Linked DNA regions of Homo sapiens: region 2 is linked to region 1. Evidence: read pairs that join two places in POLR2A ChIA-PET (ENCODE). Cell type or tissue: endothelial cell of umbilical vein. All regions are shown on one strand. Each heading gives the region's core, and the rest is flanking DNA. Links, peaks and the distances in the headings are about the cores only. Region 1 has its middle 100 kb from the start of TMEM170B. Region 2 holds the start of LOC340184 (a long non-coding RNA gene).

Region 1 (16,191 bases), core at 6,452-11,451:
CGTGGTGGCATGTGCCTGTAGTCCCAGCTACTTAGGAGGCTGAGGCAGGAGAATCGCTTGAACCTGGGAGACAGAGGTTGCAGTGAGCCAAGATGGCGCCACTGCACTCCAGCCTGGCGACAGAGCAAGACTCCATCTCAACAAATAAATAAATAAATAAAATAAACCACCCAACTTGGGATCATTTGTTGCGGTAGCCTCAGGCAATGAATGCAGGGTTGTACCAGAAAATTCCTCATCATCCACCAGTTCTGTGGTTCCTCTGACACTGTTAATGGGGGGGCACTCTAACCCTCACTCTAATATTTCTTCTGAGTTTCTGTACTTGGCTTTCTGTGTTAGCTGGCCCTTTATCTCTGGGGCACCTCTATGCCAGAGAAGCCTTTTGTAAGAAGACTTTTGAAACTAGATCTCTATTTAGTGGCTAATCCTAACACCCAAGCAGAGATGGGCACAAAGACTGGGCTCCTAGCATGGCGCCCACTACTGATAATCATATACAATTGACAGTTTTCAGAGTGTCCTCGCATATATCATTTCATCCTCAGAGCAACTCCATAAAGAAGCAGGTCAAGAACAGTTACTTATTTTACCCAGGGGAAAACTGAAGCTTAGAGAACATAGAACGCTTTCGCTCGTCCCATAATTTGCGAATATATTTATGATGGAATTGGAGGGGACCAGGTTCTTTCTTTCTCTTGCATTAGTTAGAAATGTATTTGGCAACAAGTATCAGAACTCTTGATATTTCTGATGGTGGCTTAAAGAAATAAAGGTATGCTTATCTCAGAAAATAATCATCAGAGGAGGCCAGGGCAGGGCTGGTGTGTGACCCAAACATGGCACCCTCCTATTGCTCAAGGTCGTCTTCCCATTGCTCAGCACAGAGGGCTTTCCTTCCTACTTGCCTATCTGTTTTTTAGTGTGACTGCTATACCCCCAGGCTATCCAGTAGGGAGAATGGGAAGAAGTAAGAGGGCTACAGAGTGAAGAGCTTTCTCCTAACAAAGCTCTGCCCTTTGGCTTTAGGCCTCTTCCCCAGTGACGTCTGCCTACACATCACCAGTCAGAATTGTGTCTCGTGGAGGGTTGCTTCCCTGAGGAACACAGGTGTGGAGAAAGGGATAAATATGGGAGGGAAAAACTCTTCAGGGTTACCATTTCGAGTATGTTTTGTTTCCTAAAGTCTGCTTAGGTTGGTACTTGCTGCAATTTTCATTTCACTTGTCAAGTCTTATGGAGAACTGCTTACTCTTACGGTTAGTAGTATTAGAACAGCCACAGTCACCCTAGTAACAATGATGATGAAAAATATGATCAACTTCCACCTGCTCATCTGACTCTTTTTTCCTAATCTTTAGCAACACTCTGTGTTAGGTGGGAACAAAAACAATAAATACATTGCTGATTTTAATGTGAGATGTTCAAATCTCTGACATTTTTAACCTCTAAAGAAGGAGAACACAAGCTTTATTGAGGGCAAATATTTTTGTTATGTTGTTTAAAAAGTAGTATCCTGTGCCCTTGGCTCATTAGAACAGCAATAAACATGTAATGGGAAGGCTATTTTGTTTTCTGACGGGTGCTGTCATTTGCTTTCCTGTGAAAATTTTGGATGCCAAACTGAAATGCTGAAGAAAGTCTGTGCTCTGAAAATAAAATTACATCTTCCTGGAGACCCATGGGAACACGCAGGGGACGCTTGGCTGGGCCCTGTCAGTGACAGCTGCCATTCTGCCTGTGAAGTTCACAGATAATTAAGTTACACAGGGCGGGCTGGCTCCCAGTTGTTTCCTCCAGAGAAAGACCATTTCTTGGCCACTGAGCAGAGGTGGATTTGCCATGAAGGCCACATGAAGCTGAAGCCTGAGGGCCCCTCACTTGCGGTGGCCTGCTTGCTGCGAAGAACCCGCCAATGTCTACATAAGTCCTGTGTCTGACAGTTTGTAAGAGGAATCCTTTTTATTTCTTTTTCTTAAAGAGGGTCCCCCAGAGTGTCTAAAAGTCCAGGTTCCACCCGGGATGACATTGTCATCTCTGCATCTGGGACAACATTGTTGGCAAAAATTTCCCGAGATGCAGCAAGCATTTGCCTTTTCTCCTCCCTGTACCTCTGGTCCCCAACACAGAGCCTTTTTCTCCCCATGGCGTCTACACCTCTGGACTAGAAAAGCTCTCTGGGCCAGGCCGGAGAGGCATTCAGCCCTCCATGGCCGATTTTGAGGTGCTTTCATACTACAGAGGCATGAACAGACAGCTGCTGTACGGAGTGTTGACAGAAGAAAGCCAGGTTGGGGAAATCTTTGCCACTAAATGATCAGAAAAAAGGCCAAAAATATATCTTTTAACATGAGTGAAGTCTCTCTGGGAAAACCGCTTTGAAACCTCAAGCTAAGGGTGGATTATCCTGTCCCTGTGGTCCCAGACATCCTGACCCTACTGGTCTCTTCAGACCTGGCTCATTAGAATGACAGCCCCTGCTTTAATGTTCATTCCCCGTGCTCGTCCATGAGCTCCTCGGAGGTACTTAATTTTTATCCTCTCTGTGCCCAAGACCAGGGCTCCCCAGGGTGGCTGCTGAACAGTAGGCCCTAAAACTATTTGCTTAACCCTCTCCATCTCTCTCTTTCTCTCCCCTCTACTCCTTCCTCTCTCTCTTTCCTTCTCTCTCTTCCCACCCCCCCTCCACATACAATTCAAATAGGTGCTTATAAACATGGAGGCTGGGAAGAATTTTAATAGTTTAAGGCTAACTTCTGTGTTCATTAGACAAGAAGATGAAAAGAGAAGAAAGGGGCATTGAGACCCCCTTTTCTTTTCATTTCAGCAGGAGCAGCGTAGCGTGCGCACACGCACACACGCCCTTCTTCTAAAACAGGTGGTTTAGGCAAAAGGCTACTGACAGCCTGGCATCTCTCTGGTGAGGCTGCGATAACTGGGACTTCCTTGTACACGTTCCTCTGTGGGGTGTGGCACAGCATCAGCCTTTGAGTTGCTACTCCTGGGGATTCCTGGCAGTGCGTGACTTTGAGGGAAGTGAGGCGAGGATTCCTGCCCTCTGTTAAGCCATCCTCATTCATGTTCTCCCCTAATCAGAGCTGCATTTCTCTGTGTGTGTTTTTCAGATTTGAGTCCTGCTTTCAAAATATAAATATTCTAACTTAGTTACCCATTCATGCCTTAGCAGGATATTTAAAGGGATAAGATCTTGGAGACCCAGAGGATTGGAGACAGAGAAGGAGGGGAGGCAGCAGCCAATATGCCTGCTCCAAGAGTGCCCAGGACAAGTCCTGAGTGGTGCCTCAGTTTTGTGGGGGCCCAGACTCACACCCCCAAAGCTCCCAGCTCTGGCAGATGCAGCTGTCAGTACAGCCTAGCTGAGAGCAGGCCTGGGCTGGGAGAAGACACTGGAGGTCAACACATGGCTCTTTGTGCACTTTGTTGGCTTCTCTGCTGGACTCAGCTGGACTCAGCTGGAGGTGACGCTTGGTGACCAAATACAGCACCGCGTCTCTGAGTAAGCCCAGCTCAGGAATGCAGGATGAAGGGGGGCTGCTCTCACTTGCCCAGGGAGAGGCCTTGTGGAGGAATCAGTAAGTCAGCAAGTATTTGTTGAGCATCTATTATGTGCCAGGTGTAGGCTAGTCCTTGTGAATAAAGCCACAAATATCATCATTCTCTGTGGGTCCTAGAAACCTCTTAGCTCACAGGATGCCACACAGTCAGCCCCAGGCAGGCAGGCATCACAAGGCATCCCTGGGAGGCTGGGCTGGAGCATGAGAAGCTGAGGTAAGAGGGCTGGAGTTTGAGTAGAGGAAGTGGACACCTGGCCTGCGCTCCTCCCAGGCGGCTCAGGCTCAATGACCTTGCCGCCAAGCATCCGCTGTGCCCAGCTTCCGCAGGTGTCAGATTAACCTGGCTTCTGAATTTTTTTGGATCACAACTCTATACGCTGCCTACTCAGATCTTATTTTCCGCTCACATAATAATAATGTCTCCCAACAATTAAAAAAAACAAACAGAAAAAACCTGAGTCCCAGCGAACTCTGGAAAATCAACCTGTAACAATATACATTAGTTACACCCGGAACTCCATCAGACTGTGAATTTGTCAGTCTATTTTAGGGGCTGCCTACACACCTTATTTCTATTTCTGTAAAATTGGAATCAACCCTGCTCCACAGGATTTTCATGAGGATTAAATGAGATAATTGACTTTAAGCTCAGGGCTTGGAGTATGGTTAGCCCTTGACAGAATGTAGTCAATAAGATAATTAATAATTCTATTTGATAGAGTTACTAATAAAAATTGCTATATTCCCAAGGAGGGCAGAACCGAAGGAGAGGGCCACCCAGAGAATTTCTGAATTGATGTAAGATTTTCTTGATAGAGCCAGATATGACCGGCTTGCCCACTTCAGGGATTTCCAGGGGTACAAAACCAGCTGGCTGCTGAAATGACGCACTTGCAGGCCATTGTTTTCTTATAAGGTGTGTGCAGTTTGAATTGGGGGAGAAAAAGCATTCCTTGTTCATGTTCCGGGAAAACTGAAATAGAGCAGCAGATCTTGATTGTCTGGACAAAGCTCACTCCCTTATCCATTCCCCACACTCCTGACCCCACCCCAGGGAGGAATATCTTCTGAAACCCCCTTTCTTTTAGAAAAAAGGATGGAGGGTTGGAGAGAATCCTGTTAACCCTGGCTTGGAGAGCAGTGGATTCTAGAGGTCCCTGGGAGGCGGTGGACCAAGCAGGGCTTCCATGGGCCTCAGCTGAATTAAAGGAATGTGGGCCCCGCAACCTCAGGCAGGAGCAAGGCAGGGCCACTCCACAGACAGGTGTCTGCTTTACCTGGAAGGCAGGGCCAGCGCACGGTGACCTGGTCTGTCTCCTGCTGACACTCTCTCAAACCCCTGACCCTGAGCAGCCAGGTGGGTGTGAAAGTCAGGGCCCTGTGAGGTCTCCAGCCACCCTGAGCGCCTGCCTGGACTTGAAGGCTTTGGCCCGAGCATTCAACGTTTGGCTTTGAACTTGACTGCCTTTGTCTATGATGATGAGTCTGACATACCTTTGCCTTCATGTCAAATATGTACTATAAACGTGAATGCTGGGAAGAGTTTTAATAGTTTGAGCCTGACCCTGTATGTTCATTAGAAAAGAAGATGAAAAGAGAAGAAAGGGGCTTTGAGACCCCCTTTTCTTTTCATTTCAGCAGGAGCAGCCCAGCACCTGGCTGGTCTGGACAGTGGAGCGTGTCATATGTGGGTTATGAATTTGACCATAATGTTGCTGCTTTTTTTTTCTCAATTTTTTTTCTACTAGTATTTACTAATGACCAACTGTGTGTCAGGCACTGCTCTGGGCACCAGAGGATGCCTGGCCCTGTGACGTCCCTGAGAGAGCTCACACTGTCTGGGCCCAGTGGCTTCCTTAGTACTGGGCATCTGTTGCACTCTTACCCCTTGGTGAGACTCCCAAAACTTAGCTTCCTGCCTTTCTTTTAAATATTAATTCTGAAGCAGACTATGAAGCAAGTGGCTAATGTTCCCATGTGGCTGATCAACTGGTTATAAGGAAAGTTCCCAAAGAACAGCTCCAAAATAATCCAAGCAGTGATGACCAGGTTTGAATGAGCCTGTAGCCATCTGTGCTGACTCCCAGGAAGGACCTGTTTATTTAGAGGCAGGAGTTCTGGCCTGTTTGCCAATAAGCAGAATGACAGCTGAGCCTCATTGCCTCGTTAGTCACACCTTGTCCAGGTCAAAGCCCCTCGCTCTGTGTGCCCTGAAGGACTCGATGGTGGAGCTGGAGGCTTCTTTCATAGGACGACATTTCCACCTGTCATGTGCTGATCATTAGCTGGCACTGAGAAATCTCTGTCATATACTTTTAAATTGTAATCATATTTTAATATCAGGATTGGGTCTAGACTTAATTTAAGTGATGTCTTCAATGTATTCTTTCCTTGATAAGTGATAGATTGAGAACACAAATAAGCTACTCGTCTTCTTTTTACCCTGAGCACTACCCTGGCAATGAGGTAAAAACCAAAGCTCATTGAATGAGTGGCTGAATCATATATGAAGGAGAGACTGTGCCCATTAAACTCATTTTGCATAGAAGTTTTAAAAATAACATTTACTGGGCAGGAGGATTGCTTGAGGCCTGGAGTTGAGACCAGCCTGGGCAACATAGCGAGACCCCATCTTGACAAAAAAATTTTAAAAAATAGCTGGGCATGGTGGTGCCTACCTGTAGTTCAGCTACTCAGAGGCTGAGGTGCGGGAGGATCACTTGAGCCCAGGAGTTCGAGATTGCAGTGAGCTATAATTGTGCCATTGCACTGCAGCCTGGGCGACAAAGCGAGACCCTGTCTCAAAAAGAAAAAAGGCATTTAGTTGTGTTATTAGGTATTCAAATTGAATTAGTAATTCAAATGAACTCCAGAAACATTTAAGATAAGCAAAAAGAAGAAAATAATTGTTCACATGTTTAGCATGACCCTGCCAAATCCCCCTCTCCCAGAAACACCCAAGAATGATCAATAAATACTAAAAAAAAAAAAAAAAAAAAGATTCCAATAAAAATTAACATTATTTCAAAAAAAAAAAAAAGAAAATAATTGCCCTTATAAAGCAATCCTTTCCTACTGTTTTCTAGGTTTCTCTGGGATGTACATGTGCACGTGTGACTTTGTGCCTGTGCCTGAGTGTCATCTGAGTGCATATTTCTCTTGCATCCTGTGTTGAGTTTAAGCGGGACCTAGATGTGGGTACCTGAGCCAGGTTGGGGAGGCTTGCCAGACACCTGTTTGCATGAGGAACAAGACAGGCGTGTGCTGGGAACTCACCCTGAACATAGGCAGGCCCAGGTGTGTATTTGACCCAGTGAGGGAGTGGCTCTGTGGGTACTGGGGAAGCCCAGTTTCGGTCCTTGTAGCCTGAGTTAATGTCTCTTGGTGATTTCTTTCAGAAGGGCTAGGTGGGAGGCACATTCTGGGCTGGGGACGGTGTGAGGGATCAGGGTGCCTGGGAAGTGCACAGGGTGATGTAAGATTCACAAAGAAATGAATGAGAGATGGTGCTGTGTTCAAAAACGCATGCGTGAAACAAGAAGGCTCATGCATGCGGGAGAGAGGAGAGCACGGCAATGTGGAGCTGTCTGCTGGGGTGGTCAAGGCCCTTCTCTCCTGGGTGAGGTTCCCCATCTCCTATTGCCTGTGGGCCCTGGAGATCCCTGAGCACTGTGGCAGAGAGTGCTGAGTGATGGTCCTGCTGGAAGATGTGGCCAGATCTATAAAACAGGCCAGGCTAAGCAAAGGCTTTGAATGTGAAGACGTGACCTACAGCTTCCAGAAAAGTAAGGCTTGGCTGCTGCCACATTTCACTTGAAAAAGACAAGAAGTTCAGGTTGCCACATAAGCCAACAATGGACACTCAGTTTCAACCCTGCTTTGATAGGATCATGTCCCCAAGACCCCCCAATAATAGCAACCTGGGGTGAGTTGCCTCACCTCATTAGGCCTCAGCATTCTCATCTATGAAATAAAACTTGGAATAAATGTTCTTTAGTCTTTTTTCCACTGGAAAGTTTGTTCCTCCCCTTCTCCCAACCCCTCCTCATCTCCTAGGCCTCATTTTCCACACAGCTCTCCTAGGCCCCCCTCAGCTGACCTTGGAAATTCTTCCTGGGGACCTCGGTCAAAGGGAGAGTTGCCAGAAGCTTGGAGGTCTACCACCCCCACAAAGAATGAAAATAGGGTGTTGTGTGGAAAGAGAGGAGGAGGAGGAAAGTAATTAAAGTTAATTATGGAAATAACAAGTTAGAAAGATACCCTAAGAGGAGAAAAATCCAGCCCCCATTGCTTGGTGGGTGAGGAAGTCATTCTGGTTTGGAAGTCCAAGTCCCCTAGAGAGGTTTGGGGGTGACTAGGGAGGGTCAGAGAGCAGCCTTGAGGTTTTTATTTTAAGCCACAGTGGTATCACCAATTGTTTGAAGGATTGCAGACCAGGGTAGAATAATATTTACAAAGCCAGCTGGGTAAACCCCATGTTGGCAGCCTCATTCCTCTGAAACCGAGGCCACTTCTAGAATTCCCTTTTCTCAAGTACAAGGAAAGAGGAAAGTTTTTATTTCAGTCATAAGTGGATTAAAAATACATTAAACACAAATTGCTAGAGCATATTAATCACCGATAATCAGTTCATTGATGTCTTATTGCTGCAGAGATATTTTAAGAAAGGGAGGACTTTAGTGATAACCTAGACTTAGTTGTAGAAACTTTTCTTAAAATGAAACAAGATGTGGGCAGTCACAAAAAAGCAGATAGAGCAGCTCTGGTGAGGCCCAGCACACAGGACCCCACAGCAGGGACCAAGGCTTGTCTGGGGAATCTGTAGACCTAGGTTAAGCTCAGTTCCAAACTTACTTGTGTAGCCCACCCCTCTCATTGATTCAAAAGCATTTTTTTTTTTGAGACGGAGTCTTGTTCTGTTGCCAGACTGGAGTGCAGTGGCATGATCTCGGCTCACTGCAACCTCCAACTATCTGGTTCAAGCAATTCTCCTGTCTCAGCCTCCCTAGTAGGTGGGATTACAGGCATGTGCCACCACGCCCAGCTCAAAAGCATTTGTTGAGCCCAATAGTATGCCATGTCTGTTGGAGCTTAAAAGAAAAAATTAATATAAGTCAGCCATTCTTATTGATGTCCCCTTTAACCGCATTTCCATAAATCTGGCTTGAGCTCTGGTGGTTAAATCTGTTCAGACCCTCAGGCAGGAGGCCTGGGTAAAGTGATGAGTTGAGTCTTCTTTAGCCCCCTGCAACAGGGACTTGGCAGCTGTTCCCAGAAGAGTTCACGGGCATGCCACAGTCCTGGGTGGGGAAGGACACAGGTGAAATAGGAATACTCTAGGAGACCAAGGACATGAGTGTGGTCTGGGTCATTCCTGGCCTGCGTCTGTGAGTCTTCCTTTCTATTTTCACTCCCCAAGCCAGGACTTTCTCCCTCTGCTCTTACGAGGAGCACGGCTGCAGCCGCTAACTCACCTCCTTGCCTCACACACCTCTGGTTCCTTCTTCTTATTGTCACCAAAGAAACTCTGCAGCAACAGAAATCTCAAAACAAATCCATAAGCCAAAAATTAACAGTTATGCTTGTGGGGGGAGAGAGAGAGAGTCCTTTGATGCTGCCACATTGCCTATGCCATAAAGCTGAGATTCCTCAGCATGGTGGTCGATCGTGTCCTTCAAAATCTGACTCATCTAAACTCCAGCTTTGTGGGATCCCCTGCTGTGTGTGGAACACACCATGCTGTTCCCCATCTCTGTGATGGTGTTCATGACCTTCCCTCTGCCAATAATGCCCTTCCAGCTTCCTTAGTGAGTCTCCATCCTGCTTCCATACTTAGCACAAATGTTTCTTCCACTATGAGCCCTTAGCAGAGATGAACGTTCTTTCTTCTGTGTTTCCACTTAGGGTGTACATAATCCTCCTCCATACCAACCATTTTTACTCTAATTATCTCTTTCTATGGCTGCCTTACTCCCCAGACAGGAGTGCCATCCGTTATGGCCAGTGTTCTACGATCCTGTATCTACAGTGCCTAGAATATGGCAGATGCTTACCAAAAAATACGTTTGTTGAACAAATGAATAGTCATCTCTGTTATAAAGCCAACACAGATACACTCAGGGATTTCTATGTTTTTTGTTTTTTTTTTTTTCAAAAAAAAATGACAGAATCATGTTTTACCTTCCATATCTTTGCTTTTGCAGCAGAATTTAAAGATTACCAGTTTATCAAGGACAAGAACAAAATGAGCTCGTGACACACAACCTCCCAATGGTTGGACCAGGCCATTGGGTTCAGATATATGTGTGTTCCTGTGTCTATGTGTCCTTACATCCATGCATGCTTGTGTGTATATGGGTGGTGTGTGTGTGTGTGCATGTTTGTGTGTGCATGCCTTTTGCTGCCTGGGAATGCTTTTCTTTTAAGATATTCTTGGCATTTTGTTTCTTCTAGGGCCCTTTCCCTATTTTTGGTAGAGGAAGTTTCCATTTTCATTTTTGCTTGGCCTTATTTTTCCCATATGGAATGTTTCTCTAGACCTTCATAAACTGGATTGTTGGCAGTGAACTTCTTCTAACCCTTTCAAACTAGTAATTGGGTAGAGAGAATTAAAAATTCCACCAAGTTTAAATATACATATATGAAATCTATAGCCTCTTCCAACCCTTCTTAATGGGAATAAATGAAAAACTCTATTTTTTTCCACAGGAGACAAAAAACAAAATGAAGATACAGCTATTTTTTCCCGATTGTTTTTCATTAGAAAATGGATATGTGAAGGAGTGGCGGTTAAGAACTGAATTGTGGGCCAAAAAACTTTTTAATATTCCTATGTGACTGTAACTCTGTAAGAGGACAGAGCTAAAATCGGCAGTTTCTTCTGAGTACTGCATGAAACTGACATCCTTGGGCTCCATTTAGCGCTGGTTCATAGAAGCACAGCACATGGGTTTGAGAAAGAACTCAAAGGAACAGTAAAGAGACAGAGACTCAGCATCCAGGGGAAAGAGGGAGAGAAGAGGCCAAATAACCTCCAGGCAGGAGGCCAATTTCTGCAGCTAACTACTTTATAGTTCCCCCTTTGGCCTTCGTGTGGCCCATGGTGCAGTTAAAATGATCAGGGACATTTTCATGAAGTAGTCCTTTTCCATGCAGAGACACTCAGAGCTGTGCTGGAAAGTCAGAGGCTATAGGAGCAAAGTGACAGTCGTAGCTTTGTTCACCAACTAGCAGCGCAGTGCATGAGAAATCCTCAAGATGCGTGACAACTCTGTCTCCCCCACTCCATGAAATCTGGAACTTAAGGGAACCCCAAATAACATGGGCAGAAGCATGTCAAGTGTAGCTGCAACAGATAATGGATTTTCTTGATTTCTTTTGATTTCAGAAGGGGGAGCCTTACCTTGCCCTCTTCTTGCATGAGTTCCATCTATGGAAATGTGTTCATATTCATCTCCTTTTACCTCAAAATAGACCCAATTGAAGTGGCAACTTCTGGATCTGGCCTGGTGAGAGGAATTGGCTTTAATGGTTTTTTTTTTTTTTAACTTTGGAATCTAAAAACAAGAAAATGAACCCTGCTGTCACCGAGGCCCCTCCAATATTACCCTTCAAGGCTATTTTCCATTACTCAGTGAAAAAGGAATGGAAATGTATTTTGTTAGTAAAGGAAGATTGATGAGATTTTAAACTCTATTTGCAGATTTGTAATAGTCTTCCAAAAATCCCTGTGCTCAAAGTAAAATTATGGTTTTCTTCCCTGTGACCTGTTTTGACAGAATCAGAGAAGGTTATGGCTGGATGAAACCTTAGAAATCAAACAAATCCCTCATTTACAAATGAGGAAACTAAGGTCCAGAGAGGTTAAGCCCAAGGACACTAAGCTAGTTAGTGGACCTTGAGAGAGAATGAAGAGTTGCATTTTCTTTCCAAGGAGGGCCTGATGGCTCCATTTTGTGGGTGTGCATTGCAAGTGCTTTTGTGTGGTGACACCAGAACTTTTTAGCAGAAAAGGAATTCTTTGAAATGTGAAGCCAATTCTCTCCCTGCCAAGATACTTAAAAAGCAACAGCAATGAGCTAGGACATCTGTCTATCATTGGGAATTTGGGAGGCAAATATTTTCACAGAACCTAAGTGTTCAAACAAACACGAGTAGCAAATATGGTCTCAACTCCAGCTGAGCCATTAAAACTTGGGCAAAAGAAGCAAGGGAAAATGGAAATAGAGGGTGGATAGGAAATCCAGGGCTCCAGGATTCTTGTATGAATTACATGAAAAATGAAGTTTGAGTCATTCAAAAATACATGAAGTCCTGCACCATGATCCCATAATTGTTGGTTTCAAGGAAAGAATATGAATTCATAAGTCTCCCTTTGGAACATAGGTTCATGGTGAGGAATTGGCAGAGCTGGCCTATACTTACAGGATTGGGCAACCTGAGCCAGGAAGAGTGCTGCTTTTCCCCTGAAGGGCAGGGGTGGGCTCAGAATTGTCAGGGGGCATGAGCTGGACCTGCAGGTTCTAAAATAGCTTTTAGCTGGACTTGACTGGGAAGGGGGGACCTCGTCAGGGAAAGGTTATCAATGGGAAAAATGCCGGGATGGGAGCAAGTATGGCAAGGCCAAGCCATTAGCCTGAAGTAAGACAAGGGTGAGGTGAGGGCTGCAACACAGAGCATGGGCTTAGGTCTGTTCCATTCATGGGGAGTTAGTGGGTGATATGGTTTGGCTATGTCCCCACCCAAATCTCATCTTAAATTGTAGCTCCCACAATTCTCATGAGTCATGGAAGGGACCCGGAGGGAGGTAGCTGAATCATGGAGGTGGGTCTTTCCTGTGCCATTCTCATGATAGTGACTAAGTCTTACGAGATCTGATTTTTTTTTTTTTTTGAGACGGAGTCTCGCTGTGTCCCCCAGGCTGGAGTGCAGTGGCACAATCTTGGCTCACTGCAAGCTCCGCCTCCCGGGTTCATGCCATTCTCTTGCCTCAGCCTCCCGAGTAGCTGAGCCCGGGTAATTTTTTGTATTTTTAGTAGAGATGGGGTTTCACCATGTTAGCCAGGATGGTCTCGATCTCCTGACCTTGTGATCCACCCATCTCGGCCTCCCAAAGTGCTGGGATTACAGGTGTGAGCCACTGCGCCCGGCCGAGATCTGATGGTTTTATAAGGGGTAGTTTCCCTGCGTAAGTTCTCTCATTTTCTCTTGTCCGCCACCATGTAAGATGTGCCTTTCACCATCCGCAGGATTGTGAGGCCTCCCCAGCCACATGGAACTGTGAGTCCATTAAACCTCTTTTTCTTTATAAATTTCTCAGTCTCAGATATGTCTTTATCAGCAGTGTGAAAATGGACTAATACAGTGGAAAAAGGCGAGGTGGGGACAGGTAAATCAGGCTTTTGACTTTAAGACTTCAAGTGCTTTTCAGATGAGAGATGTGTTAAGGGGAAGGTCTTCCATCCCAGAGCAATCCTTTAATCATCCTCATACACCTTCCCAAAAGGTGTGCCATGACCACAGGGTGGCCAGGAAGGCTCCCTCTAGAACTGGTGAAAATGGGAGCCCTTTGGGAGCAATATCCTCTGAACCTGTTATACCCTCTAGGGTATGAATGGAGTTTTGACACAACAGGTATTGACATAAACCTGATTCTCCTCTTCTTTGCATGGAAAAGCTGTGCTCTTTGTAGCCAGAGGAGCAGAATTCTTTACTACCCCTTTCAAAATATTCTTGCCTAGATATGAGAGGATCATCTCATCTTCACTAAAAAGTTAAAGTGAGTAGCAAACTTAGTGTTCAGGCTTATATGGGGAATATAAAATAGCCTACATGGTTGACTTGAATAACTTCCTAAAAAAATAGCTTCACCTGGTACAACAGTTACTGGAATCCCATCATTAGGGGTACATTCTTTAGCATCCACTGTAGCCCGAACACTGCAGCTCTCTTTTAAAATGCAAAATACTGCTGGGAATAAACAACACATAAAATCATTATCTTTTCAGTGTAAATTAATTCACTAGTTCAGGGGCTCAGGGAGGAATGACAGCTGTTGGTGAGGACAGCTCTTGGTGAGGACTGGAGAGGAAGGAAAACTGAGAGGTTAAAAGTAAGGGGCAATGTTTGAGAGGGGAGAAGACACCACAGGTATATTGATTTTCCCATCACGGTAGAGGACAGTCCTGGGAATCAGTGTCACTTATCTGGTTTTGATAAAACACAGAAGGACATGAGCAAACTCAGATGCCAGGTAACATCTTTTGTGTCCAGGGAAAGGCCCAGAAGACAGAAGCTGGTCCTCCCGGTGGGTTGCACTTTCATTAAACAGAGTCACCGTGCATTCACACAGTAATCTACACTTTCCAATGTACTTCCATAATTGATATTTTACTCCCTCCCCAGAGTACTGTGATGGAGTAGGCAGTAGCACTATGAGAGCAGCAAATTTTATGGAAGATGAAACTCAGCGGCTCAGGGAGGTTAACTGACTTTCTTGACGTCATAATGTCAGAGGTTCCCTGACCACCTTGATGGATTCCTAGGAGATTTAAGGATGAAACTGGTGGTGGTGGGGTCCATAACTCACTGAAATGATACTTAAAATTTGCTTTTTGCAGGTGTGTACATGCAATTTTATTGAAGAGATTTTCACCACATTCTCAAAGTAGTCATTGAACATCAAAAGCTTAAGACCTCCAGGCTTTTCAGTGTGTAACTGGAGAGGTATGGAAAAAACTGGCCAACCACAACCCTTGTGGGAAGAGAGTGGGGCCCACATGTGAAGTAGAGAGTTCAGGATGAGAGTCACAGTCCCTCTCTGCCCAACGTAGCTTAAAAGGCCCTTTCACCAGCAGCAGCGATATCACTATGTCACTACACAGCCATCAAACTTCCATCTTCATTACTTGTTCAGAGGACCCTACATGGGAACTCTCCCAGTGCTCACACACCTGCCTGGTACAGTGACAGCATTCCATCACATGTGAGCCTAACTTTAAGAAAACCAGATTATAAAAAATCATTTAGCTTCTAGTCCCAGCTACTCAGGAGGCTGAGGCGCAAGGATCACTTGAGCCCAGGAGTTCTGGGCTGTAGGACGCTATGCTGGTTAAGCATCTGCACTAAGTTCAACATCACTATGATGACCTCCCAGAAGCAGGGGCCACCAGGTTGCCTAAAGAGGGGTGAGCCAGTTCAGATCAGATACAAGCAGTTAAAACTACTGTGCTGATGAGTAGTGGGACTGCACCTGTGAATAATCACTGCATTCCAGCCTGGGCAACATAGCAAGACCCCATCTCTGAAATAAATAAATAAAAATGATAAATTTAAAAAATCATGTAAAGGATAAATATGAGAGTGGGGTAGTTTTCTACTTTACAAAATGATGCAACATATTTTTCTGAAGCAGTTTTAGGTATAAAGTGTTAGTTTATAGGATTATCATGCCTGTAGCTTACTTAGAAATATTTGACAGTGGCCAGGCGCGGTGGATCATGCCTGTAATCCCAGCATTTTGGGAGGCTGAGGTGGGCAGATCACGAGGTCAGGAGATTGAGACCATCCTGGCCAACATGGTGAAATCCCATCTCTATTAAAATACAAAAAATTAGATGGAGAGGTGGTGTGCGTCTGTAGTCCCAGCTACTCAGGAGGCTGAGGCAGGGGAATTGCTTGAACCTGGGAGGCAGAGATTGTAATAAGTCAAGATTGCGCCACTGCACTCCAGCCTAGCAACAGAGCAAGACTCCATCTAGAAAGAAAGAAATACTTGATAGTATCTAGTGTGATACTATGTGTGTTACTTTAGCTTAGGTGAACTTCATGTGCCAATCAAGAACGCCTCTTATGGGGTGACCAGGCAGGATTACATCAGAAAGGCCAGACACGTCTTTTACAAGCCCTCCTTGTTCAACAACCATTACTTTGCTGATTCTTACATAAGGTGTAAACAATAGGTTTTTATTGATGAAATTCGTGTCTTGGTAGTTAGTTTTCACTGGCAAAATTAAAGGAATTCAAGATGCATAGATTAGAGCTTAGAGGTCCTCCTTCCTTCTTGACTGAAGAGGACCTCAGAATGCACTCAACCATGGATCTGTTCCCTTTGAGGATATTTTCTTAGCTTGAGCCCCAGTTAGTCTTACAGCCATTGGTTAAGAGATGAGATAATGCAGATGGCAATGTTTTGCAATGTTTTGCATCTTGCTGAGAATTGTTGCTGTGTCTGTGGTGAGCAGACCTTTTATAGGATATGCTTGGAGCACCTAAACAGAGAGCTGAGAGCTGGGACTCCAAGTTTACAGGACTGCTTGATGAACTGTTCTGAGCTTGTTTTGGTCAGGGACTTGCTTTTTTTTTTTTATTACCTGCTAACAAGGTGGTAGAGGAAAACTAATTATTTGCCCACTCCGATTTTCTTGAAGCCCACTGCGATCTACCAAACCAAAGCAAACCAAACTCCCAAAGTTGGCCATGACCAAATTAAAATTAAATACTTTGTGGTAATGTTATTTTTCAGAGGGTCATTAATCATACACATGTAATGTAGAATTTGCCTACGTGGATTCTCAACATTTTTTTACTCGAGAGATAGCATGAGGGAAAAGGCTAC
Region 2 (16,191 bases), core at 6,330-11,329, 52 kb after region 1:
TATAATGTCATTCCAGATTGGTTATTTTTAAGCACATGAGCACAAATAGTGATTTCTTGGCTGCTAGTTTTCTATCTCACCTCATTGCTATTTTAGCAATTGTCCTATAAATGGACAGTGCCGTGATCACACAGATGCTGGGAAAGGGAGAGAAAGAGGGCAGAGACAAGCCTGTGGACGACATGATGGGAAGGCAGGCAGGGAGTCTGCCATGAACACTGTTAGCAGGCAGAGGGAGCAGGGAAGCAAACTCAATGAAAATGCCAGCCCCCAGGATAGGCTCTTTGCCATTTGTGGAAGAAGAGTGAGGTTCTTTAAAATTATGCAGTATAAAAACACATAAAAGCTGTCTAATATTTTTACAAACTGGGGGCTTACTTCTCTGCATGATGCTTTCAGTGAATCCATAAAAGATCTAACTATTATCTGTTCACTCCAATCAATGACTGCAGATCCCTTTAGAAAAGGTTTGCAGGAAGGTGTACAGTATGTACTATGCCACAGGTTCCTTCTTTAAGGGGACATGGTCCTCCCTTCAGCCAAAGGGATCTGGATGGGTGAACTGGTTTGGATCTAGAAACCAGGTGAGAGGTCATGGTCATCTATTGTACCATGACTCAAATCAAGTTTTTAGCTCTCAGACTTGGAGTTCCATTATATTGTTCAAGGGTTGGACAAAGAAAGGGTAGTCCCTGGCCAGATCTGGCCTGCCTTCTGTGTTGTAAAACCTATGACCTAAGAATGGCTTTTACATATTTAAATGGTTGGAAAACATCAAAAGGAAAATAGACTTGGTGACAAATGAAAGTTTTATGAGCAATGTCCATAAATAAAATTTTATTGGAACCCAGCCACCTTCCTTTGGTTACTTGTGGTCTATGAATGATTTTACACTACTATGGCAGGGTTGAGCAGATGCATCAGAGACCAGATGTGTCTTCATTGCTTATAAGGTGACACTCAGCATGATGTTAAGGTGATGCAATTATAACGTGATGGCATTTTGAGTGCCATACATATCACTCCATTGCGAAATATTTTTTTTTTACCAGTTCATACAATTATGTCATGACAAAAAAATAATAGTGAACTTTGCATGCATGCCTTTAAGGTACAGTGAAGCATGGATTATTTTGTTATCAAATTAAATGGCAAAGCATTACGTTTATTATGCAATGACACAATAGTTTCCAAGTGGTTCATCTGTTAGCCAAACAAGCGAGGAACGCCGTTTACTAATGGTGGATTCATTAAATTATGCTTGATCATAGCAGCCAAATAAATGAGTCCAGAGAAAATAAACTTGTTCAAGACTATTAGCATTTCAGCAAGAACAGTTGTTTGAAGAGTTCAGAACATTGAAAGTAACACCAATGGTCAAAAAAAAAAAAACAAAGCAGATGATTTCAAGTGGTTTTCTTTGGGTCTTTATGAATTGACAGATGTTTACAATACTGTTCAATTGTTTAATTCAAGGAATCAGTACTTGACTAGTTTGAAGTGACTAAAGAATTAGCCAGTATGAATAGTCTGTGTGGAATAAATGCAGGTAAGCATATGTTAACAGAAGTTAAGAAAATATGAATCTAGTATAACATGAAGTAGAATCTGCTATGATGTGTTACAATTGAGGGTAGTAAAAATATAACTGGAGCAGAAAAAGACTTAGACAAATTTGCAATGCTTGTAAAGATGTAAAAATTTTTAAGCCTATGTTTATTTGTTGTAGTATCTGTTACAGGTATCTTGTGAAAAATACATTAATCTGTTGTGTATTATTAAACCAGTCGTACCAGTGGTGAACTTCATTTACGATTGTAGATTTTACTGTCGGTTCCATGAATTTTTGTCAGAGATAGAAGCTAAACATTAAACATGGCAGTTTTATGGTTTAGCAGTGGTAAAGTTTTATTGCAATAAAAATTTTGAGCTGAGGGATAACACTGAATTTTTTCTGAAAGAGAAGAACTGGTTTAAACCATTATTATCAAACACTGAATAGCTTTGGAAATTAGCCTTTGCTACAGACTAAATAATGTTTATTAATGAATTCAACCTAAAATCATAAGGCAAATGTCACTTATATATGTGAAGCTTAACTATAGTAAAATTACTTTGACAACTAATGTTTGAACTGCAATTAATGTCAAGCTGCTTTATACACTTTCTAATCTGTCAATGGTTAAAACAAGAATGAGATCTCCATTCCCACATAAATTTGCAGTAGATACATTCTCAAGCTCAGACAATGGTTACGGCAATGTTTTTCAGACCTCAATGGAAGTGCAAAGGAAATTTCAGTATTTCGAAACTGATTTAGTTGTACAATTGAGGAACTTCTTGCAATGTAATGACCTGTTAACAGGCAAATATAAGGGAAGAGTCTAGTAAAATTCCATAAATACCTTCTAAGCAATGAATACACTCAAATAAAAATCCATGCTCCTGAATTTCATGTTAATATTTGGTGATGCCTATCTGTATAAAAATGTAGTTTCAAATATTAGATTAAATGTATAAAAGTTCATTAAAGATCAAAATGACAGATGATATTAGCAAACAACTTTAATGATAGAAAACACTAATTTTGAACCTGAATTAAGTGAAATGTTATCCCCCCAAAAAATTCCTTTTCCTCATTAGTATTACAAAAAAAGTACTCAATTAGTAGTATTATATTTTAAGTTTCATCAACAAAAATTTTGTAAAAATTTGTGTTATCTTCTGTAATATAAGTACCTATATAACATCATTAATTTTGCTTCTTGAAGTGAAAAGTCTAAAATATTTACTATCTGTACCTTTACAGGGAGAGTTTGGTAAATCCTGACATAGATTAAGTAACATTTTCATGGGTAGTCCATCTATTTCATTTCCAAGGACACTGTGGTCAGCAATGACCACTGTAAGTCAAAAACTTTCTAATTATCACTTTGTCTCTCCTGTACTTTTCTGTAAATGCATTTCATCTTTCTTTGGTAGTAAAAACTACCAAATGACCTATGTCACTCTGGGATCTCATATTCCCACCAAAATATCAATGTGGAATCCTCACCGTCATTTGAGGCCTACAGATGACAGCCACCATATAGCTAACATGCAAGAATGCTGATGCTCTCTTCACCAGTGAATTTCTCAATTGTGAAGGAAGCATCTTTGGGCCACCTTGGGATGTGGAGAGTAGAGGCAGGGTGTTCAGGGAACACATTATAAATGTGCTTCAACATTGTTGTATTCCTAAGACTCCAGATTCCTTCACATTTTGCCAAGGAAGTTCAGGCATGTCAATCTCATTAAACATAAGCCATGGTTGAGTCAATCTATCAACCAGGCAAACTGCTAGAGCCACATCTAGCTTCACGAGATAAAATATTAAATCCGGGGTTTCTGGTAAGTGCACTCACATCAATAAGTTCAATAAAATCCAGTCCACTTGTTATATTTCATTCTCCTTGGTCTAATACCCTTGGAATAAACTCCCACACATATTTTTTTCAGGATTCTACCACTAAAATTAGCATAATCTTACAACTGTTTTAGCATGTAAGTTATTTCCTCCTGGGTCAGACTTTGTACTTGCCCTTAGGGAACATGCTGAGATCGGGCCCTTATTATGGGTATAGTGAGAAAAGGAATGGTCAGAATGGGTTGATGAGAAGACGTATTTCATGGCAAGGCAACTGCCCCATTATTAAAGTTTATTCAAGAAGCAGAAGGCTGGTCTCTCCAGGTATGTGAGGATAGGCATCTTCTGCTGGCAAAGGAGGTCAGATGACTCAGGGGTTCAGAATTCTGAGCTTGCTATGAATCCATCCTGATGTCATTCTTTCGAGTCTAAGGGTCATTATCTTTTCTAGTTGATACCCAACCTTCACTTGAGAAACTTGAGAGTCTATAAATTCAAATTCAACTTTCAACTCTGAAATCTGTGCAATTAACTTTTGTGTCTTATTTTCAGCAAACAAGAGAAAGAAATGATATTCTTTCAGGACTGGCCTGGAAGCTTCTTAATTATCTATGACTCAAGCTCAGAACTTAAAGAAGCAGGCTTTTTTTTTTCTTTCTTTCTTTTTTCCTTATGCAAGTGCTTTAGGGCATTCAGAGGGAGCCATTCCATACTATCACCCGTGTAGTCATCGTAGCTGCTGCAGTAGTCAAATGCAGAGGACATTTGGTTCTTCCAAGGCTCTTGCTTTAGTAAGCACTTGAAAAGCAACCACAGGTAATAGTTTTATAAACTGTGATGTCACTGCATGCCACTGGTTACTGGAATTCCATTTGCCATTAGCAGGAAGTTCAGCACTGCATTCAAGATGAGGGACCCAGCCAAAGCAAACCCACAATTCCATTGTTGATGTTTGGTCCTACTGATTTGGGTTCTAGACCCCCAAGGAAAGGATAGCCACCTGCTAGTGTTTCTGAGGGGGTATGAATATTGGAAAACTACAACTGGAATCTTCTGCTACTTCCCTAACCATCCCTGCCAAAGTAAAGGAGTGAGGCTGGGCGATGATGACAGCAACGGTACGCAAACAAGAAGAGTGAGTGCCTTCTTCTTCTCCAGCCATCTGGTCTTCCTCCACCCACCACTATTAGAGGAGGCACACCTGGGGCCAGGCACAGTGGCTCATGCCTGTAATCCCAGCACTTTGGGAGGCTGAGGTGGGCGGATCACTTGAGGTCAGGAGTTTGAGACCAGCCTGGCCAACATGGTGAAACTCCATCTCTACCAAAAATACCATCTCTACTAAAAATACAAAAATTAGCCAGGGTTGTTGGTGGGTGCCTGTAATCCCAGCGACTCAGGAGGCTGAGGTGGGAGTACAGGAGATTCGCTTGGACCTGGGAGGCAGAGGTTGCAGTGAGCCAAGATTGCACCACTGCACTCCAGCCTGGGTGCAGTGAGACTCTGTCTCAAAAAAAAAAGAAAAAAGGAAAGAAAAGGAAAGACACACTTGGAGGGAGCTGGTAAAGCAGAAATGGGATTTGCAAAGTCAGCCCCAGAATCACAAAGCCAAGTATAGAAGCATGAGTTTGAGTTTGATACCGAGAGAATAGCTTAATAACTGGCTCACTAATAAAGTGCACTAGGATGAAGTTTTAGCCACTTTTTCATTTAGTACACTTGTAAGACATGGTTAGAGTCTGGGCTGTAATTAAGGATATAGGAGAGGACATATATTTTCCCTTGAAAAGAAAATATTATTGGTTTCCCTATGAAATGTTTCTTTTTAACGTAGTCTCTGTGGAGTCACTCATTTACACTGTGAGCATTATTTATTAGCTCACGGATTTATAGAATACAAGTCAGGATGCACCTTCTAGGTTTATGGTGTTTGCTGCTGGGGGATTCTGTAGAATGGGAAAGAAACCTCATTTAAGCTAAGTTATGTTTTCAGCTGTGCCAGTAGCCAATTTATTTGAAGTTGGCTAGAGTCTTAGTCAATTTTCTTTTGCCACAGTCCATTATTTATCAACAGAGGTCTGTGTTAAAGAGAGAAAGAGATGAAAGAAAGAAAAAGAAAGAGAGAGGAACATACATTTAAAAATATATAAACACTTCATCGCGGCTCCTTGATCCATTTTCACAATCTCCCAGGGATTTGGGGAGAGGGAAGGAAGTGTGAGTCCCTTGCTTTAGGCACTGATTATATAAGGTGAGATTAATTTTCCCACATCGTGTATGGAATCCATCTCCTTGCTTGGCAGTCATAGTTCTGCCTCACTTAAATCTATTTGCATCTAGCTAAGCCCACAGAGGAGGGTGTAGCTTAGAATAGAATTTTGCCTTTCCAATGCTTCTTTGGGAACTTTTCAGGATGATGATAAAGGAAATAATATGGTTAGCTTCAAACGTGCTCATAATTCTTCTGCAACAAAAATTGAAAGCGAGGGGTTGAGAGAAAGGAAGAGACCTGGCTATCTTCTGGGTCATGCTGGAATGCGCTGTTGGTTTTCAAAGTGTGAGGAGTGTTTCAAGATAGTAGGGATCAGGGACAGGCCAAATGGACCCTGTGATGGGGGCCTCTGTTATCCTTCACTGCAGTTAATTAATAGCCTAAGGGAGAAGATAAAGGAGAAGAGAAATGCTTTAGAAAATAAATAAATAAAACGTGGGTACAGGGTCAAGTAGTGCTCTCGCTGTAGAAGGAGATGATTATTGTAATTAGCAGCAATGCATATGGATCGTGCCAATTTGTGAAAGCTGTGAGGGTGTCGTATTTCTTCTATTCTCTCCTCCTACAATCCTCTGCTAACTCGGCTACTCTTGTTAACCTGGTTACTCTGCTGTCTTTGTTTCTTCTCTTTCTCTCTCTCTCTCTCTGTGTGTGTGTGTGTGTGTGTGTGTGTGTGTGTGTGTGTGTATGTGCGTACGTCTGTAGGTAGCTAGATACATGGCTGTGGTAAGTAGTTCTACAGCAGGCAAATATCCCAAAACAGTCGAAAGGGCCAATGTTCTTAGTTGAATGCGACTCAAAATGCAACCAAGTCCATGGTTGCCTGTGATTAATATGAACTAACCCCCTCCCACTTGAGGATGAGAGAGGAGGATTGTGTTGCCTTAATATTCACAATTGTCCATTATCTCGCATATCAAAGAATGACTGAATTTTAAAGCTGGAAGGGCTTTAGAAATCACATTTTCTAACTTCTTATTTTTAAACATGAGAAAGCTGAGGCACGATAGGCTGAATTATGTCTCTGAAGTAACACAGCTGGAGGAAAGCTGGGCCAGGATTGGAAAACAAAGGTTTGCCAGTAACTTTATTGCTGCTTCTTACATGTGATGTACACATGAATAGAAGAGGGTAAATACAATATGTATGCATAGTGTAATATGTAAATACATTCAGCTATATTTGAATATGACATTTTTTAAAAAACTGCTCTTTCTACTTTTTTATGTACAGACATGGGTTCAAAGATCTATTAAGCTTTAACGCATACATTCTTAGATAAAAAATTTGTTATTTGTTGAATATCAAACTATATCCTTGATAACGTCCCTCCTTTTATCTTTCTATATTCTGCCTTTCAAAAGCTTCTATGAGAACTTTTCAGGATAATGATAAAGGAAGTAATGAGGTTAGCTTGACATATGCTTAAGTTCTCTTTGATAACCCTGTCTAAGGAAAGGTTCCTCGGGAGACAGAATGGTCTCTGAACTACGAAGAGAAGAACAGGAAGCAAAGGATACACAGACAGGGGTAGAGGTAACAAGAGAAAACTGCAGGACCTGGGCGCTGATCGCTAAGTTCCTGCTTGGTCTCTTTTGGAGACCTTTGCTACTTTGTATATTCACCTTTAAAACTTTCTCTGGGTTGCTTCTTTTAAAAAGAGCAGTCTCTTCAAAACAAGACATACAGACAGCCAACAATCATATGAAAAAAAGCTCAACATCCCTGATCATTAGACAAAAGCAAATCAAAAACCACAATGAGATACCATCTCACACCAATCAGAATGGTCATTATTAAAAAGTCAAAAAATAATAGATGCTGGCGAGGTTGCGGAGAAAAGAGAACGCTTATACACTGCTGGCGAGAGTATAAATTGCTTCAACCATTGTGGAAGACAGTGTGGTGATTCCTCAAAGACCTGAAAAACAGAAATACCATTGGACCCAGCAATCCCATTACTGGGTAGATACCCAAAGAAATAGAAATCATTCTATTCTAAGGACACATGCACAAGTATGTTCACTGCAGCACTATTCACAACAGCAAAGACATGGAATCAGCCTAAATGCTCATCACTGATAGACTGGGAAGAAAATGAGGTACATATACACCATGGAATACTATGCAGCCGTAAAAAAAGAACAAGCTCATGTCCTTTGCAGGGACATGGAAGGAGCTGGAAGCCATTATCCTCAGCAAACTAACTCAGGAACAGAAGATCAAATACCACATGTTTTCACTTATAAGTGGGAGCTAAATGATAACACATGGACACAAAGAGGGGAACAGCAGACACTGAGGCCTATTGGAGGGTGGAGGCTGAGAGAAGGGAAAAGATCAGGAAAAATAACTAATGGGTACTAGGCTTAATACCTGGGTAATGAAAATGTGTACAACAAACCCCCATAATGTGTGTTTATCTACGTAACAAACCTGTACATGTACCCCTGAACTTAGAAGTTAAAAAAACAAATAAATATAAACAGCAATTGTGTTGTAGATTCAGGTAGTTCTCTCTGACATCACACAGCTCCTGTGCTTTGTTGATATTGAGTTCCAGAACTCAAAAACAGCCTTCAGTAGCCGGCATAGGCTCATTAGTCATCATTTCCTATCTTTACTCTTCCTTTCTTGTTTTCCGTCAGAACCTATACCATGAATTGTCAGGTCATTTACTTTAACAAATGTTTATATATTTACCTTTGAAAAGAGCACTGTCAAAAATCTTAATTTCAAGTTCCCACTCAGTTACTTAACTGTATGGCTACAACCAAATCACCCAACTTCTCAGAGGCTTATTTTTTCCTCTGTAAAACTGGAAAATTTATACTGGATCTGCTACTCTGATGAGATAAAGTGGGAGGTGCTTGTTATTTTTTGGTAAGTGTGGTGGGCAAAATTCAAAGATGGGCCCTGAGATTCCCAACCCCTGGTATATGCCCTATGTAATCTTTTCCCTTTGAATTTGGGTGAGACCTTAAGTGAATATGATGGAATATCACTCCTGTGATTTGGCAGGTAATCAATCAGCTGACTAAGAGTTAAGCAAGAGGGAGAAAATCCCAGGTGGGCCTGACCTAATGAAGGGAACACTTAGAAAGGAACTGGACTTTATTTGACAAAAGACATGAAACCAGAGAGATACTCCTGTATCTCTGAGGAAGGAAACAGCCTTCTTGTGAATTACCTACCGAGGGGTGCACCTGTGAATGAGGGACGGGTCTGAGTGTGGAGCTGAGAGTAGTCTCCAGCTGAGAGCTGGCAAGAAAGTGGGAACCTCAGACATGAAGCTGAGCATGAATAAACTCTACTACCACTTTATAGAGCTTGGAAACAGACTCTTCCCCAGTCAAGCCTCCAGATGAGAATATAGCCCTGCTGAGGCTGTGCTGGAATTCTGTCTCATGGGAATTGTGAGATAATAAATTTGTGTTGTAAGCTGCTAAGTTTGTGGTAATTTATTATGCAGCAATATAAAACTAATACACTGGGTGCAGTGGTGTGTGCCTCTAGTCTCAGCTACTTAGGAAGCTGAAGCAGGTGTATCAGTTGAGCCCAGGAGTTGGAGGCCAGCCAGGGAGACATAGCAAGACCCCATCTCAGATAAATAAATAAATAAATAAATAAATACAACTTAAAATATGCACAATGGCCTAAAAATAAACAAATAGAAAACTAATATAATTATCCAGTACTGTACTCCAAGAAGTGAGGGGTAAAGAAAGTATATATTCTTTCTTCTCACCTTGCAGCACCTAGAGGACAGATTTCTCCAATAAGATGTGCCCACCTAGAACTATGAATCTGGAAGGAGGAACATCCAGACCCAGAGACCAGTCACAGTGGCAGCAGTGGCAGATGCTAGTGGTGCTGGAGGTTGGGATAGCTTTCAGGCCAGATGTGACCATGGCATGACTTTGTGCCGCACAGGGCCAGGTTCCCTTAGTTCCTGAGTGTTCTCTGTGCTCTAGGGCTCACATAAGTTCTGTGGACTATTCATCATTTTCCCAATACATTTATTTCTGCTGCAATTAATCAGACTTGGCTTCTCTTGTTTGACTCCAAGAACTTGGATTATTATGGACCATATATGTAAGAGTGCCTTGTAAACTGTGACAAATACTATACTATAAATGTAATGCACTATTTTAGTTGTTTCTCTGCTCTCGTTTTCCTTTAGGCTCATATGTATGACCTTAGACCCTCTCTGAGCTGTTATAATTCTTGGTGTCATCCTGCATGCTGATATTCCCATAAATAAGTGTACCTTTATTCCAATAAATACATGAACATAACGTGAATCTATGTAAAAATGAAAGGCTTATTGACAGATCAGAAAAGTGAGAACATTTAAGGACTCAAAGTAGAGACTGTTTCCTGAAGGGCTTGTTTAGGTTTAACATATTGCTTTCAGCTGAACTTAAAGGTCAAACAAAGCAACATCTGTTTCTGTCTTAAACCATTGAGAAAACAAATGTCTGCTACTATGAGTGTCTCCAGGGAAGAGGTCTCCTTGACCATTCTTCAGAATGAACTGGAGTCTCAGGAGTATGTATTCTGATGGGTTCAGATTCACATCTTCACTCACCAGGAACCAGAACAGAGGTCTCTATGTATCTTTCCAGACCTCTTACAAATTCCTATTATGAAAGGTGCAGAACAGTGAATAAGCACAATGAAAAGTTTCATCTTTGAAACTTAATTGCAAAGCACAGTTAAAAGCCAGACAAAACAAAAACCACTGTGTTCATCAGAGCCATCTCAGGAGCCTTGCAGGTAGTGGGGGAAAGAAGGGGCGAAGCTTTGGCAAGTAACTACACTCAATCATTGCAGCTATGCTCTGAGATTTGCATGTTGAGGTTTTGAGGCTCTAAAAACTTTGAGAGTACCTGCTGGCAGAGCTATTTGTTTTGATTGTCTAAACCCAGGACCATTGGGTAAATTTACGTATGGCCACTGTGGCTCTGCAAGGCAAAAGACTATAACGATGACTTTCTCCAGTCACTACATTTGCATCTAGTCTCCAGCAAGGGGAAATAAGTTTTTTGCCTCTGATCCCTGGGAGGAGAGCTCCAGTGAAGCAGAAGGCTGAGGTTCAGTCAGAGAACATGCATTTTCTGAAGCACAGGGAAAGAAGTAGGAAAAAGAGGTATTAGAATGGCATGTGGTGCTTTGCTGAATAGCTTCCCCAGGACAACGATATGAGGACTTCATTTAAGTTCCCAAATACAGAAAAATGCTGTCAACACAACCTCAGTAGAGAAAGCTGCAAAAGTTAATAAATACAGCAACTTCGGCTAGCAGTTTACTTGTAGCACTTGGAACAGAAACGATGAATGCACCAGAAAGTCAGCTGTCACGTGGTGGTGGGAGGTGCAGAGTGCATTGGTAGTAAAAGCTGCTGCTGCAAGGAGAGGCAGAGCAAGGCCAACTGACCTCATGGGTATCAGAGCCACACTGGAGAGGACTCCCCTGGGAGCTATCCCTGGCCTGCCTATGCCATGGAGGAAACTGTTGCTCTGATGTTCCCTAAGTTGATTTAACTCTAATGGTATATCCTTCAACACAGAGGGCAGAGTGTGGCCAGGGGACTTGGTAGTCTTGGAGTCCTATGTCATCTATGTGGTCTGATATGGTTTGGCTCTTTGTCCCCACCCAAATCTCATGTTGAATGTAATCCACATGTGTTGGGGAAGTGGCCTTGTGGGAGGTGATTGAGTCATGGGGGCTGACTTCCCTCCTGTTGTTCCCTTGATAGAGGTCTCATGAGATCTAGTTGTTTGATAAGTGTCTGGCACTTCCCCCTTCTCTATGTCTCTCCTGCTGCAATGTAAGATGTGCTTTCTTCCCCTTTGCCTTCCACCATGATCATACATTTCCTGAAGCCTCCTACCCATGCTTCCTGTTAAGCCTGTGGAACTGTGAGTCAATTAAACCACTTTTCTTTATAAATTACCCAGTCTCAAGCAGTTCTTTATATCAGTGTGAAAAGGCATTTGAGACTTTTATTTCAGAGGCACAGGCTTGGCTGGAAATAAGGATGGTGTACCACTTGATGCAGCAGAATCCACCTGGCAGTCAGCTCCTTTTGGCTGATACGAGGCCAGAAAATCTGTGCCTGTGTCCCTTCAGTCTGCATTTATGAACATGGGCTGTGATTGAGTGAGACCTTGTAACTGTTAAATTCCCTGTAGACATGGTGCCTCCAGTGAAGGATAGTATAATTTCAGAATTTCAAGGCTCAAAAGATAATAAAGCAGAGCTAAACAAAGCTTAAATTGTATCTCCTGGTTCATATACAAATGAATATGGCTATGAGTGAGTCACTGGATGTTTAGAAAAATTGATCACCGATTTATACACATTGTTCACTTTATTCACATTACTGGAAAATCAGAGCTGCAACATTTAAACTAAAAGGCTTAAAGTTATATGAGAGAACAAGGGACACTGATATTTGGAATTTCTTTGACTTACTGCTGGAACCCAATGTGATCAAGACATCTTTAATGGGCATTCTAATTGGTTGCTTTGGCCAAAGTTTTGGTGTGACCGAGAGAGGGGGGATGATGAAGCCTAGTTAGGAGCTCTCCTACCTACCAGGGAGTAACAACTTGTCCCGGAGGGAAATATGAACAAGAACCATGTAACAGACCAAGGTCAATAGCAGTGGCAGCTCTGTATTGAGCATTTATTCAGTGTCAACTACTGTGCTGGGCTCACCTTCACAACGAGACAGTATTACCATCATCATTTTACCAGTTAACAGTTACCTACATAAGGCCACACCGTTCATAAGTGGTCGAATGATAATGATGATGATATTAACAATCATCATGAGAACTTACCTGGCATTGTGCTTTTCTGTTTACAGAAGGAATTTAAATAAATAATTGCATTTGATCCTTATAGTATGTTGGTGTTGCTATTATTATTTTCATTCTTTGTGTGGAAAAACTTGGACTGAAAATTGCCTTCAAAAGTAGCACATATTAAAACAGTAAGTCAAAATTCTTTCTTTATATCCATTGAAAGTATACCAACTTTCAGCTGTGTGACATTAAGCAAGTTATTTAACTTATTTAAGCCTTGTTTTCCTTGTATTGACTACTCAAGAGTACAAAGAATGAATGCAATGATTGTCTTAAATTGTTTGGTGGTGTTGGGGTTCAATAAATATTAGCCATTTTAATATTATTATTTTGAGAGTTTCAGATTTTCTTGGAAATTTTCCATGGGACTTATTTTACAAAACCATCAAAAGGACTTTTTAATAAGGTGCTCATATCCTTGAAACAGTATCCTAGTGTAACCAAGGACAAACTGGATGGAAGATGTATTGTTTACTTACATCTTTTTCTTAAAGAATATTATATTTTCTCCTCAATATATTGATTCAAGAAATGCATAGTTAATGCCTCCTCTGTGTCCTTTATTGTGCAAGACATTGAAGATAAGCCAATAAACCAAACCCGGTCCCTGTTTTCAAAGAGCTTTCACTCCAATGGAGCAGCCATTTATATGGATAATACCAACACACTGGTGAGTGCATTTCAGTGCAGGTGCTTCACTTCTAGGTATTTCCTCAAGAGAAGAGAAAACATATATCCAGTAAAGGCCTTGTATAGGAATATTCATAAAACCTTTATTAATAATGAATCAAACTGAAATTGACCCAAATGTCTAAAAAGAAGAAAATGGATTAACAGATTGTGATGTATCCATACATACTAAAGCAATACAAATGATGAAACATGGATGCAAAGATATGAATGAGTCTTTAAAACATCATGCCTATACCAACGTAAAGAAGCCAGACTATGTGCATCCTATACAACTTATATGAAATTCTATAATGACATTAATCTATGCTGAAAGGAATCAGAACAGAAGTTGCCTGGACTTGGAGGTGAAACAGGGATTTACCAGGAGGTGGCATGGGAGCTTTCTGGAGTGATGAAAGTGTTTTATATCTTGACAAGGAGAAAGGGACATGGCATAGGATACACAGGTGTATGCATTTGTCAAAACTCATCAGACTGAGCACATGAGATCTATGTATTTCACTGTATGTAAATCCTATCTTAATTTAAAAATTTCTAAGTATTTTTTGTTTTTACACTATTGTAAATTGTATTTTTGGACATTTTATTTTCCAAATCTTTGCTATTAATATGAAGCAACACAATTGATTTTTGTATATGAACCTTGCATCTTCAGACAGACAGTGATAAATTCACTAATTATTTCTAGTAATCAGTTTTTAAAAATATAACTCTTTTGGATTCTGCATGGTAGACCTCCTTCAGTCTTTCATTTCTCTTAGCTATTCCCTCATGTTTTCCATCTTTTGTCTCTCTGTGCTACACTTAAAATAATTTCTTTTAATATTTTAGTTCTCTCTAGTTTTGGCCTTTCTTCTCTCAAACTCATCTATTAGGTTTTTTATTTCTATATTTGTATTTATTTTATTCATTTATTTATTTATTGAGACAGAGTTTCATGCTTGTTGCCCAGGCTGGAGTACAACAGCACAATTTTGGCTCATCTCTGCCTCCAGGGTTCAAGCAAATCTCCTGCTTTACCCTCCCAAGTAGCTAGGATTATAAGCATGCACCACCATGCTTGCCTAATTTTTGTATTTTTAGTAGAGATGGGGTTTCGCCATGTTGGTCAGGCTGGTCTCAAAAGTCCTGACTTCAGGCGATTCACCCACCTTGGCCTCCTGAAGTGTTGGGATTACAGGCATGAGCCACTGCTCCTGGCCTGTATTTGTATTTGTATTTCTAGAAATTTTACTTGGTTATTTTTCATACCTGCTAGGTCACTTTTTTTTTTTTTTTTTTACAATTTCCTGTTTGCTGCAAATATTTTCTATCTTTACTTCTTTAAACATAGCTATTTTGTAGCTTGCATCTAATTGTTCCTATACCTGAAGTCTTTCAGGGTCTGTTTATGTCATCTATTATTGCTGCTGTTTCTTTCTCATCATAACTTACTTTCGTGTGGCTTGGTTACCATGAACTAGGCACTGCTCATTGTCTAGAAGACATGATTTCTGGTAATTCCTGTGACTTGGGTGAAGGTATCCTTCTCCAAATAGTTTTGCCTTTGTTTCTATGAGACATTTAGGAGCACTGCCTCTCTGTGACCAATTTATATTAAAGTTATGGCTTGAAGTTTTCTGGTCCACCCTTGGGTTTCAAATTTAGGCTAACAATTCTCAGAAGCTAATCTCTAGACAGGCTACTCACGGACAGGTTATGTGTTGTTTTTGTTTTTCTCCTTTATTTAGCACTAAGACACTGCTATCTTAGGACTTTTTTTAAACAGGAGGAATGGGTAATTTTTACTTCCTGAAGGTTTTACCTTTGGGATTCTAGGTTAATGTAAGTGGGGAGTCTGATATTAACATTCCAATTTGGGTGGGCTCTAGGCTTTTGACTTCTGTCCCCCTTATTTTGTGAGGTCTTCAAAACTGGAGCACAGTTCTCTGTATGTTCTTAGGACAAAAGGCTTTGTTTGGCTGTGTCCCCCCTGAAATCTCATATGATATGGTTTGGCTGTGTCCCCACCCAAATCTCATCTTGAATTCCCACCTGTTGTGGGAGGTAATTGAATCATGGGGGCAGGTCTTTCCTGTGCTGTTTGCGTGATAGTGAATAAGTCTCACGAGATCTGATGATTATATAAGGGGGAGTTTCCCTGCATAAGCTCTCTTCTCTTGTCTGCTGCCATGTGAGGCATATCTTTCACCTTATACCGTGATTTTGAGGCATCCCCAGCCACGTGGGACTCAGAGTCTATTAAACCTTTTTTTCTTCCCAGTCTCGGGTATGTCTTTATCAACCATGTGAAAACGGACTAATACAGTTTCTCTTCTGGGTTCCTGGAATCTCTTAGATCTTGGTCTGGTAATTCATTATTGTCTTGTCAGTTTCTTGATGCTTTAAAGGATACTAGAAAATTATTGTATTCATTATTTTTAGTTGATTTTAGCAGGAGAGTTGACCAAAGTGGCCTAGCTCTTTATTATTAGAAATGGAAGAAAATAAAATTTGGAATTTGTATGGTCTTTCATCATTTCTAAGTATAAAAGTAATCCCCCAAGTTGATAAGTTTCAGTATGTAAATTTTTTTAAAAAAATCTGCATGGCAAAAAAGAAAATAAAGAAAAAAAAGAAAGAAAATAAATCACAAAGAGGACTAATAGACATTCAACAAGCAAGAAAAAGCATTTAAAATTCTAATCAAGAAACTCAAGCTCAGGAGAAAGAGACCGATTTTCTTTCTTTTTAAAAAGTTTACCATTTTATTTATTTAATTCATTCATTCTTAGAGATGAAGTCTCACTCTGTTGCCCAGGCTGCACTTGACCTCCTGGGCTCAAGTGATCCTCCTGCCTCAGCCTCCCAAGTAGATAGGACTACAGGCACTCATCATTGCACTTGACTTAGCTTTCTTAATATATCAAAAACTCTATATTATTATCAAACTATATCATTATCAA

The links. ChIA-PET counts read pairs that join two places held together with the same protein. Peaks named below come from ENCODE experiments on the same cell type or tissue, not always from the same donor. Only the 100,000 strongest peaks of a DNase experiment are listed, where the experiment ranks them.
Region 2: POLR2A ChIA-PET joins it to region 1 with 7 read pairs; 3 of 35 experiments call an interaction of 5 or more read pairs at or near these places.

The regions. Positions count from the first base shown.
Region 1 is chr6:11,629,465-11,645,655 of GRCh38, forward strand. No RefSeq gene overlaps it. Among named protein-coding and RNA genes, the nearest start is that of TMEM170B, 100 kb to the left of the region's middle. In endothelial cell of umbilical vein, for the core only: no CTCF peak of the experiment used is centred there; no DNase peak of the experiment used is centred there.
Region 2 is chr6:11,681,778-11,697,968 of GRCh38, forward strand. LOC340184 (a long non-coding RNA gene) reads left to right here and starts at 8,480. Exons shown (of 3, transcript XR_001743973.2): 1 at 8,480-8,561. In endothelial cell of umbilical vein, for the core only: no CTCF peak of the experiment used is centred there; a DNase peak (open chromatin) is centred at 8,264.